Linked DNA regions of Mus musculus: region 1 is linked to region 2. Evidence: chromatin contacts called from ENCODE Hi-C data. All regions are on one chromosome and are shown on one strand. The core of a region is the stretch at or near the end of the contact, and the rest is flanking DNA. Distances in the headings are between cores, read along the strand shown.

What was found. Hi-C counts contacts between places; a loop is a spot of excess contacts on that map.
Region 1: a loop to region 2 is called in a map of heart, with 2.0 times the contacts of the local background. The contact joins the promoter of Kif13b here to the promoter of Msra in region 2. A Hi-C loop is called at or near these places in 2 of 37 maps with a recorded cell type or tissue (T-helper 17 cell and heart).

Annotation. Positions count from the first base shown.
Region 1 is chr14:64,650,665-64,655,946 of GRCm38, reverse strand. Kif13b (kinesin family member 13B) reads right to left here and starts at 3,406. Exons shown (of 40, transcript NM_001081177.2): 1 at 3,291-3,406. The coding sequence starts at 3,345.
Region 2 is chr14:64,437,230-64,442,895 of GRCm38, reverse strand. Msra (methionine sulfoxide reductase A) reads left to right here and starts at 1,856. Exons shown (of 6, transcript NM_001253712.1): 1 at 1,856-2,186. The coding sequence starts at 2,051.

The DNA.
Region 1 (5,282 bases), core at 2,157-4,656, 210 kb before region 2:
GTACAATCTGAAAGAACAGACAAAAACGAAGCCTGACAGAACAAGACAGTAAGCCTCAACTACACAGCAAGTCTGAGACTAGCCTGAGTCACCTGAGACCCAATGTCAAAACAATACTAAAAAAAGGGACATCACCTGCAAATACAAGTCCAAGATCTTTTTTATTTTTTAATATTTTCTTTATTTACATTTTAAATGTTTTCCCCTCTCCAGGTCTCCCCTTCGGAAACCCCCTAACTCATCCTCCTTCCCCCTGCCTCTATGAGAGTGTTCCCCCACCCACCCACCCACTCCTGTCTTCCCTCTTAGGCATTCCCCTACACTGGGGCATCGAACACCCTCAGGCCCAAGGGCCTCTCCTCCCACTGATGTCCCAAGATCTTTTAAGAAATATTTATTCTTTAGCAGTTTAGCTTCCTATTTAGCAGTAAAGAAATAATTTTCTTTAGCAGTTTAGCTTCCTATTTCAGATGATTAGAAGCTGTAATATTAAGGCCATGTAAGATTACACACACATGTGAGCATAACATCAGAATGAAAACATTAGTGTATGCAAGGCCCTGGTTAAGACCCCAGCATCACCAAAGGTAAAAAAAGGTAGAAAATAGAAGCCGGGAGGAAGGAAGGTTAGTTGGTTAGCAGACAAGGATGTAGAGAATTTTTTAATTTTTTAAAAAAGCAACTTTACTATGTACACAGCCCAGACTCACCTCAGAGATCCTTCTGCCTCCACCAAGTTTTAAGATTACAGACATCGACAGAGAGACAGACGACACACAAACACATAGACACACACACACTTCCTTTCTTTATCTTGACAAATTAACCACTACAACTCTAGTTATCATTAAATTAGGAACTACCAATTAATATTCAATTAATTTTCCCAACCCCACAGACAGTTAAGCAGAAAAACTGAACCCCCTTAAGCACAACCAGCCACTGAGTCACACAAGAATCGAACCCTACCCTGAAGAGTTCTGGAAACCTTTGGACTTCCCTCAAAAGACACAAATGTCACTCAAACAACAGAGTCTATGATCAGAAATACAACCCAGTGACCCAGTCTCAGCCTGTCTCCATGTCAATCCTCAGGACACTTCCCGCACATACACACTGAGTCAGGAGCACTCAGGACTAGACCCAACTACTTGACAGCCACATGCTATCCCTTAAAACACTACATTCCCCAGAAGCAATGCTTAAATAGAATTCTTTTCAAACTCAGCAAAAAGGAGCTCAATTTTGTTACTCCCTTTTCATAGGAATTCAAGATGCCAACTCAGAAATAACAAGCTTTAAGATTCCTCTCTATTATATTGCATAATAACCTGTAGATGAAGAAATTATCTATGATGAGCACTAGAAACAGAAGACAGAGTAAGCAAAGAGACTACGGGGCAGCTGCCACTGGACAATGGGGCCAAACTGTAAACATTCATTTTAAAGTGAGTTCAGCCAGGAGTGGTTGGTGCACCCCTGCAATGCACTCAGGAGGCTGAGGGAGGAAGATGACTGCAAGTCCCAGGCCACCCTGGTCTACACAGAGACTGCCTCTAAATAAATGAAAAAAAAAAAAAAAATAGGACTGGGGAGATGCCTGGGTGGTTGGTTGAACTCAGATGGTTTAATGGATGAAAACCAAGTGAGGACCAGAGTTCAGATCCTTAGCACCTAAGTTTTAAAAAGAAAAGAAGGGTCAGGTGTTGTGGCGAATGCCTTTAATCCCAGCACCAAAGATCTGGGCAGAGGCAGGCATATTTCTATGAATCTGAGGCCAGCTTGGTCTACATAATGAGTTCCAGGGCTATGTACAGAGACCCAGTCTCAAAAATAGGAAAGAAAGAGAAAGGAAGGAATACAAGGAACAGCTAGAAATCATTCAACGAATATCTCAAAACTCTGAGCATTAGTAACAGCCACTGTCAGAATTACAAGCATAGCAAATTAAAGACAGTAGCTTCCTCCCAGTAAGAGAAAACAAGGAAGAGTCCGGCTCTAACTATCTGTGCCAAACCCTGCTGTGGTGGCTGGTTAGAGGCCTCCTTCAGCACTGACATTTCCAAGGGTTTTGCAAAAAGGAAATTTTAAGAATGTGCTGAACCCTTCCTTTCCGAATCATTCCCAGATATGTCGGATTTCATTTGGCTGTTTTCTTTTTTTCTTTAGTTTTTTTTTAATCGCAGTAATGATCACAATGAGGTGAAGTGATCTAAAATAAAGATGTCTGGATACTCAAAAAATGGGAGAACTGAAAACTTTCAGACTTCTAAGCTACTCACTCTGTTTTGTGAGAACCTGGATGTTAGGAGGCAATGAGCTGAGAGCTTAAAAAGTTCCGTCTTCAGGGGAAAAGCTTGCCTCATAGACTTCAGCAGGTTCAAGTAGGCAAACCAACGACAAGAAAACAGAGACACCAAGTTCCCAAGGAACAACCAACCAGAGAAATCTTTGTTAACTTTTACACCTACTTACCTCAATACATACACAAAAGGGCAAGGAGACAGAAAAACTATTTCCTACACACTAGACTTTAAACACAGTAAAACAAACTAGAAACCTTGGAAAATGACTCCTGCACTTAATAATGGCTCTAGCTAGTCAGTAGTCTAAATCAATTAGCAGCAATTCCATCTCCCGGGAGCGCGGCAGCAACCTCAATAACAAGACTTGTCTAGAAAGTGTTTTCAAACACATCACCTCATTTTAAGTACCCTGCCCAGTCACCCTCTGGTGAAGCTACAGAGGCAAAAAGCAGCTACTCCCCGGATTCAAGTTGGGCTTCAGTCTTTCCAACTTGGATAGATGATTTACGTGTCCTGGGTTTATCTACTTTCTCTACCCTCCCTACAGACTTCAGAGCATGTCTGAAAGATACAATTTCCCAAGAATCTTGGCACTGAGACTATTTATTGTTGAGATGATGACTATCACTTCAAGCAAAAGGAAAAAAAGGAAACCTCTCGACAGTCATAAACCAGAAAAGAACTAAGAAGGCATGCATGTCCTTCCTTTTCTGCAAACAGCCACAAGGTGCAGGTTCAAGGGAGAACGTGGAAAATCGAAAAGTAGGGCTGTCCGCCCTAAGAGCTGCGTACACAGGAGGACTGCGAGGCCGGAGCTGCCCCAGGCCTGGAGAGCTCGGTGACAGCTGGCGGGGCGGAGGGCTGAGGGCCCGACCGCGCCGTCGAGGGCGCACGCGCGCTGAAGGGAGCCCGCCGAGACCCCCGGGACGCCGAAGCTCTACCACCACAGGCACCTGTCGCCCCCGGCCCGGGACAAGCGCTCACCTCGTCGGTTCATTGGCCGGACCCGTACCGCCACTTTCACTTTGGAGTCTCCCATCGTGCTACCGCCGGGGTTCTCACTGCACCTCCGTCTACCTCGGCCACCGGACAAACTCTCCGAGGCCAACCCGGCGGGCGGGGGCTGTGGGGGAAAAGGGGGCGGGACCGACGAGGGGCGAGGACCGGTGCGTCCCGGGGCATGCTGGGATGTGTAGTTCCCACAAGTCAGGCCGAGGCGCTGGCGGGAAAATTCGCGCGCCGCTCTCTGGAACTTGTAGTCATCTGTCGCCGTTTTACAATTGTGCCGCTGTTCCTGTACCTCCCTCTCCTTTCTTTTCCTTCTCTTTCTTTACTTCTTCCTCTCTCTTCCTTCCTTCCTATCTGTTGCAGGATTTTCCCTGTCCATCCCGCAACACCTAACTTCTCTTTTGTGTGCGTGTGGAGAGTTTTCTGGACATTAAAATTAGCACTTTATGAATGGTAGGCAAGCGCTCTATCCTTGAGTTATATTCCCAGCCTTCCTTTTATTATTTTTTGAGATAATAAAAGTAGAGATAGTTTATTAAGAAAGAGAAAGCCAACTGGCCATGGTGTCACAGGCCTTTAACCCCAGCACTTGGGAAGCAAAAATAGGCTGATCGCTGTTGAGTTTGAGGCCAGTCTGGTCTATAGCATGAGATCCAGTATAGCCAGGAATATAAAGAGAAACCCTGTCTCAAAAAAAGAAAAAAGAAAAAGAAAGAAAGAAAAGGCACTTCTAAGAATAGGAATGGGCTAGTGAGCTGGGAAAATACATACACTGCCTTGTTGGTGCTGGGCCTTTCCCCTTCTGTGTAATGTACTTGTTATTTATTTATTTATTTATTGGATGTGTGTGTGTGTGTACACATGTGGGAGCATGTGTCAAAAGACAACTTTCAAGAGTCAGTTCTCTCCTTCTATCTACCCTGTGGGTCCTAGGGATGGAATTCAGTTATCTGGCTAGCAAGCCAGAACATTTACCCACTGAACCATCTCAATGGCCCTGTTTGGAGTTTTGTTATAGTTTTTCATTGGATGGGTGGGGTTTTTGGGGTTTGTTTTGTTTTGTTTTTTTACTTCTTTTTCTCTTCTTTTTTTATGTTTATGGATGTTTGCCTGAATGTATATCTGTATGCCTGTGCTGAATTCAGAAGAGGGCATCCGATCCCCTGGACCTAGAATTACAGAGAGTTGCGAGCCACCACATAGGGGCAGAGAATAGAGCCCAGTGAGCCAGCTCTCCAGCCCCTGTGCTTTGGGTTTTGATAGAGGTCCACATGAGTTGCTCAAATTAGCTTTTTACTTGCAATCTTCCTGTCTCACCCTCTCAAGTAGCTGGAATAACAGACCTGAGGCCTCTCTCGCCTGCCTCTGTATCTAGCCCTAGCTGGTCTGTAAACTCACTCAGTAGACAGACTGGTCTCCACTTCAGAGATCCATCTGCTTCTGCCTTCTAAGTGCTGGAGCTAAAGGTTTGCACCTCGCCTCACCTCGATTCTGCAGGACTCTTAAACTCTAGCAATCTGTATTGAGACTACGGTGTCCAAGAACTGACCCTTCATCTGAAAACCTCTTCCTCTCCTTTTTAAGACCTCTGGGTTTGATCCTTGATTTTGATGATTTTCTCTGACTGCCTTGTCCCCCTCTTGTTTCTTTACTGACTTATCCTTCAGGATAAATGGATGCATTCAACCTTGACCACAGCCTCTGCATCCTCTGAGTCATAACCTTGGGTTATGGAAACAAACTTAACTCAAATCCCACTCATTTGCCAACCTGTGGTCACGGTCAACTTATTTGGCCACTCAAATTTCATCTTTTTTAATGTGTAAAGTGGAGACCCTGTGTCACCCAACCTGCAGTGACATTTATCGTGTGAGTCAATGAAACCAAAGTGTAAATACTGTTTATCAGCCTCACAGAGACTGCTGGTTGGTGGTTTGTGCACCAAGTCTATCCTACAAACATGTTCTG
Region 2 (5,666 bases), core at 607-3,106:
TGGAAGACCGTTTTCTTCTAGAGTGACATCCTTAGGAGAAATAATCTACTTTCTTGAACCTGCTGTGTTCTGAGATTCTTTGTTGTTGCCCAAGAGAATGTGAACACCGTATCTTGAAGGATATAAATTGTTAGAACTTGCCAGAAGCCTGAGTGTAATTAGGATGTAATTACAGCACGTGACAGTAAATATGGAGGCTGGCTCAGAAGGAAGTTGTTGGAGTCTAAAGGAAAAGCAATGCTTAGTCCTGAAAATAGCATAATTATTTTCTCTCCTCAAAAAACAAATCTCAGAGGTTTGATATGGTAGCCACAGCTTTAATCCCAGGATTTAGGAGGCAGAGGCAGGTGGGTCTTTGAATTCCATGCCACGGCTACAGAGAGAGACTTTGTAATCAACAAACAAGCCAGGAAACAACTCAGCCAACACAGCTAGTTTGTTAAATAAGGTTAAACTTGTATGAAGGAAACTTTAAAGAAATTGAGATGCTTCTTTCTTTCAAAATGCTTGCATGAGTATAGTACAACCATTAGGATCATTGAAAACATTTAAACAGTGTACACAGAACCCTCAAAATGTTTAAAGTGGGGCCAGAGAGATGGCTCAGCAGGTAAAAGTGCCTGCCACCAAGCTTGGTGTTTTGAGTTGGATTTCTAGGACCACAAGGCAGGAAAGAAACTTTAGTAAGAGACCCACTACTCTGAATAATAAAACTCTAAACAATGCTTTTACTTTATTTTTTTAAACTCATTTCCCCTTGGTAGGTAAGTAGAAATGTGTGTGTGTGTGTGTGTGTATATATATATATATATATATATCTTACATACTAAATATTATGGACTGTGGTTCTGGGATACCTAACATTACACAAGCAGTTTCCCTTAACATTACAAATTCTTCCGTTACACAGTATTTAGTTACGAAGTTTTTCTTGCATGACCCTTGTTCTGTCAACCACAAAACAGAAAAAGCAAGTCACTGTGTGTCAAAGGGCAGTAAATTACAAGTACAATTTTTTTTAACACATTTTTTTTTAGTGACCAGGCCCTCTTCAAGCCTGGACGGGACATCTTGGATCTTGGGATGGTTTCAGGCAAGGCCTCGTAGAAAGAACCTGCTTGGCATAATGTCACAGCAAAAGCAAGCCACAAGTAAACTGTTGAGAACAAGTTGGCCCAGGAGACTTTTACATTATAAGACAAACACCTTAATCTGTTTAACGTTGTGTGTCTGGCAACATTCTATGCAGTACACTAATCCTAGTCCTTATATTACAGTCCCACATGAACACAAAGTGGTAACTAAACCCACGGAGAAGCTTAGCTTCAAAGCTTCAAATCCCTGTGGGCGCTAATCCTCAGTTCCTTCCTTCATGTGAGACTACCCGCCCATTTTGGCAGTGTGTAAATCAAAAATCTCATACAGGACCTCTGAAATCACTCATCTGGTCCTAGCCACCTAAAGATTAAGGCTAGAGATTCAGTTTAGGAATATTCTCTCATAATTTCTGAAGTCCGTCTGGTCCAACTTCACCATTAACTTCATTCACATAAAGCGTTTAACAATGTATTTGTGCCTACATTGTTTACTTTATGGGCTGTGAGATGCGCTGAAGAATGTATTTATACATTTATACACGTACACACACTATATGTTTATATTTCATGTTGAGTACTTGATCCTTTGTGGTGTTGAGAATTGTGCTTTGGTTTCACTTTGGATCGATGTGACTTATCAAGATGGTTCCGATAGAAATAGACAAATTTCCTAGCTGTCCATCTAGCCATCCTCTTATAGGTCTGCCTTTCTTCTAGCTCGCTGCCTTTTTATGCACACACATTGATTTCCCTTTTCTACTTTGTGGTTGAGTGAGTACATCGCACCCGGAACCCTGGCTGCGGAGGTGGAGAAACGGCAGCAACTCTGACCTCCCGCGGTGGCGCCCAGCCAGCATCAATTTTGGCCCGCGCGGCTTCACGTACTCTGGGAACTTTGTCCCTCAGAGACAGCCAGGCCTGGAGGTCTGCCCCGCGAGACGGACACGCCGCCCATGCTCTCCGCCTCTAGAAGGGCTCTCCAGCTCCTCTCTAGCGCCAACCCGGTACGGAGGATGGGCGACTCAGCTTCGAAAGTCATCTCCGCAGAGGAAGCCTTGCCGGGACGCACCGAGCCGATCCCTGTAACAGGTAAGGTGGCACGGCTGCTGAGCATGCGCGTGGAGCCTGCGCACAGCGCCCTCCCGGAAGAAGACGTGCGGGACCGCGGGTGGGTCCCAGGTCGGAGTCTACGCGTGCGCAAAGAAGCAGCGAATCCCCCCCTCCCCCCAGTTCTCCCGCCCCCCAGCCCGGGAAGGGCGGGAGCTCAGCTGGGCAGTCTCCTGCCTGCGTGCTTCTCTTTGTTTGAGTCTCGCTCTGAAAGACTTTAGCGTTGGGATCGACCCAGCCCGTTTGCTGGTCTGCAGCTCCGTATTTGGGGCTAGTGGAGTCTGGTGGGAGCCCAGCCTTAGTCTTCCTTTTCACCTAGGCCTCTAGGAGCGTCTAGCGGTGCCAGTTCATGGAAGCGCTGGAGGCAGACCTAACAACGCTGGGAACTTAGGTTTTGAAGTGTAATTTTCGGCCAGAGCTGGTTGCAAGAACCCTCCCCAGTTTGTAGTTATTTCAAGGGCATGCTGGGTTGTCTCCCCCGTTTGCAGAAACTCCACGTGCTATGGATGAAGCCTCTAAGAGGTGTCTGTGTGTGCTCCCTTAAGCCCCAGGCGCACGTGAGAAGATCAGCTGATTACCTGTGTGACTCAGTTTTCTCCTTGCACCACTTAGGACCTAGGAGTTGAAATCGGATTGTAGTTCTTGTTGACCTTTTACCTTGTCAGCCCTATTGTAATGTTTCTAACCCCCCACTCTTGGGAGTATTCGTTCCTGAAAGGTTCTCACTGTTCCCAGTACAGAATCCAAGTTCATGTGCTTTCCACTTGGAAAGGGACCTGAATATTTTAGAAAGAGTGGGGACAAAGAGAATGACTTATTTGGTAAGTTAGCAAAACCAGAAGAAGGTGGCCAGGTAAACTGTTTTTTTTTTTTTTTTTTTTCAGGCTCCATTTATCTTCAGGCAGAGAGGGTTGAGGAGAGGGGTTTAGGGCAGGAGCTGACAAATTATAGGCCTCTAGGTATCTTTCTAGTTTGGAGTTAGGCGTCATAAACCTGGAGGCCAGCGATCCGTTGACCTGACCCGTAATCACAAGGCTACTGGATACTTCTGTGGACAGTGGAAATATCTTATCTTGATCTCTTCAGACTTGAAAGGGGAGAGGAGAGGCTAGGAGATTTTGCTAAGCCATTAACCTTGTGCTACTCAGTTCAAACAAACATTCCTTGAGTGCAAAGTAGAAATACAGTTGAATACAACATGGAGTTTTTGACGCTGAGTTTCCTTTGAACCATAAATACAGTGAAAGCCACAGACACGTCCCAGGGGTTATCTGCAGCAGAGATGGAGGGAGACTTCTGATAGGTTACACAGCTGCACAGCCTCCAAACTTAATGATTTTTTAAAAGTCAAGTATAAGAGGAGCATGGGTGTCATGTCGCCCAGTCACATGGCAGGCTGGAGGGTCTCTGGTAGGGAGGGATCTAAAGTAACTGAGAGAAGGGAAGCTAGAGGAGTTGCTTAGGGTTGCCTTTGGTTCCAGCAACACTGTGCCTCACTACGTCTTATAAGTTTTGGTGACCATGATGAATATGAAAGTCTTTATATTTCCTAGTTGGGAAGTTGTATCCTTCTCTATTGCAGCCTCTGCTCTCCTCATGTCTCTATATGATCTATTGAGTCTTGTTGTTATCTGTACCCCGTTCTCTCAAGAGCCCTGTGGCCAGTGGAGCCCCCTCTTAGGTGACAAGGCCCATCTGTTTAGTATTGCTTTGCCTAGTCCCAGCCATGCACTGTCATCAGATGCCTTTGGAGCTAAACCCGCCATCTCAGCTTCAGACTTTCCCTCTTTGCATTCTCTAAGATGGCTGTACCCTTTTATCAGCTGCAGCCTGGTGGCAGATTTACATTCTGCAAGAAGGCAAGATTCAAACCTTCAAGGCTTTTAAATTTTTCTTTCCTCTGGGCCACCTCGAATGGATGGAAACATGAGCAGGTTTGGGTGACTGGTTCCTGCTTACATGGTAGCACACAGTGGGCCTGGTAGAAGCACTATGTTCTAGAGTTTCTGATATAACCACTCTTCCCATGTTGTATGTATGAATGCATGCATATATGTTGCTTTTGATATAATTTTAATGTGCATCCCAGGTTGGTTTTGAACTCACTGTGTAACCCATGCTGGCTTTGAACTCTCAGTAGTTTTTGCTGCGGTCTCCTGAGTGCCAGGATTACCAGCATATAATTCCACCTGTGCTCTCTTCAGTTAAGAGTGGGGTGGGGGAGAATTGAGTATGGGAAATAATTGTAGTGTGAGGAAGGCCTTTGCATCCACAGCTAGAAAATCAAGAGACTGGTAACTAGATTAATTAAAAGTCTGTGTGGGGGCCGGAGAGATGGCTCAGTAATTAAGAGCACTTGCTGTTCTTTCAGTGAACCTGAGTTAAGTTCCCAGCACTTACATGGTGACTCACTTACAACTTCAGTTCCAAGGGATCTGACACCTTTTTCTGGCATCTTCTTGCACAGTGCAGAGACTTACATGTAGATAAAACACTCATACACATTAAATAATTAAAAAAAAAACCCACAAGCAAAATTAGAAAACAGCCTAGGGCACAGCAGCATGTACCAAAAGGCAAGGACTAGCTTCCCCGTTAGATTAGAAGCTTCTAGAATTTTGTAAGAAAAGTGCTGCAGAGATTACAAATCAGGCAGGGGTTTTGAACACTTTGTCCCCAAAGAAAGTATAGTTGATTTTTAAACATATAAAAATGTTCAAGTTCACTCAATGAGGAAATGCAAATACCAGTTTTCCTTTTTCAAACTGGCAAAAATCCAGAAACAATGATCCATTCTGTCGGGAAGAGAGAGAGAGAGAGAGAGAGAGAGAGGCAAGCATGCACTCTTGTGTGTTGTTAGATGGTGTCAGCCGGCTCCACTCTTATGGAAGGGAATTTGGCTGCATCTACCAAAAATTTAAATGCACATTTACCTTCGAACTCAGGAATTCAATTTCTGGGAATTTGCCTTCCAGATTTGCTCACACACACGCCAAATGAGGACTGCACCAGGCTGTTGGCTGGAGCTTCATCTGCAGCAGGGAGATTGGAAGCGTCACAGGTGCCCATCAACAGGGACTAGTTAAATGAATGATGGGTCAGCCTCAAGGGTGCAGCACGCAGGCAGAAAAGATGGGGCATCTCTAGGAACAGAGAGATTGCCAGGATGCAGGAGCTGCAAAGGCCAGGTCAGATCAGTGTGCTGACTCCTGCGTGGACAAGGTGCAAGCTAACAGTCTGTACGCTTGAGGAAGCTTGGGAGGGGCAGCCAAGAAAGGAAAGGCTGGATTTGGGCTGTGCCATGAGATGCGGATGGTTGGTTGTTTCGGCTTTACACTTTGTGTTGTTTTAAACAACTTGCTTTGTCTAATGTGGCTTTGTTGTTGAATTAAACAGCTACTTTGAAAATGGTCTCTGCTGTTTTTAGCCAACCAGCCACCTTTCTGTCATCCTTTGTCATAC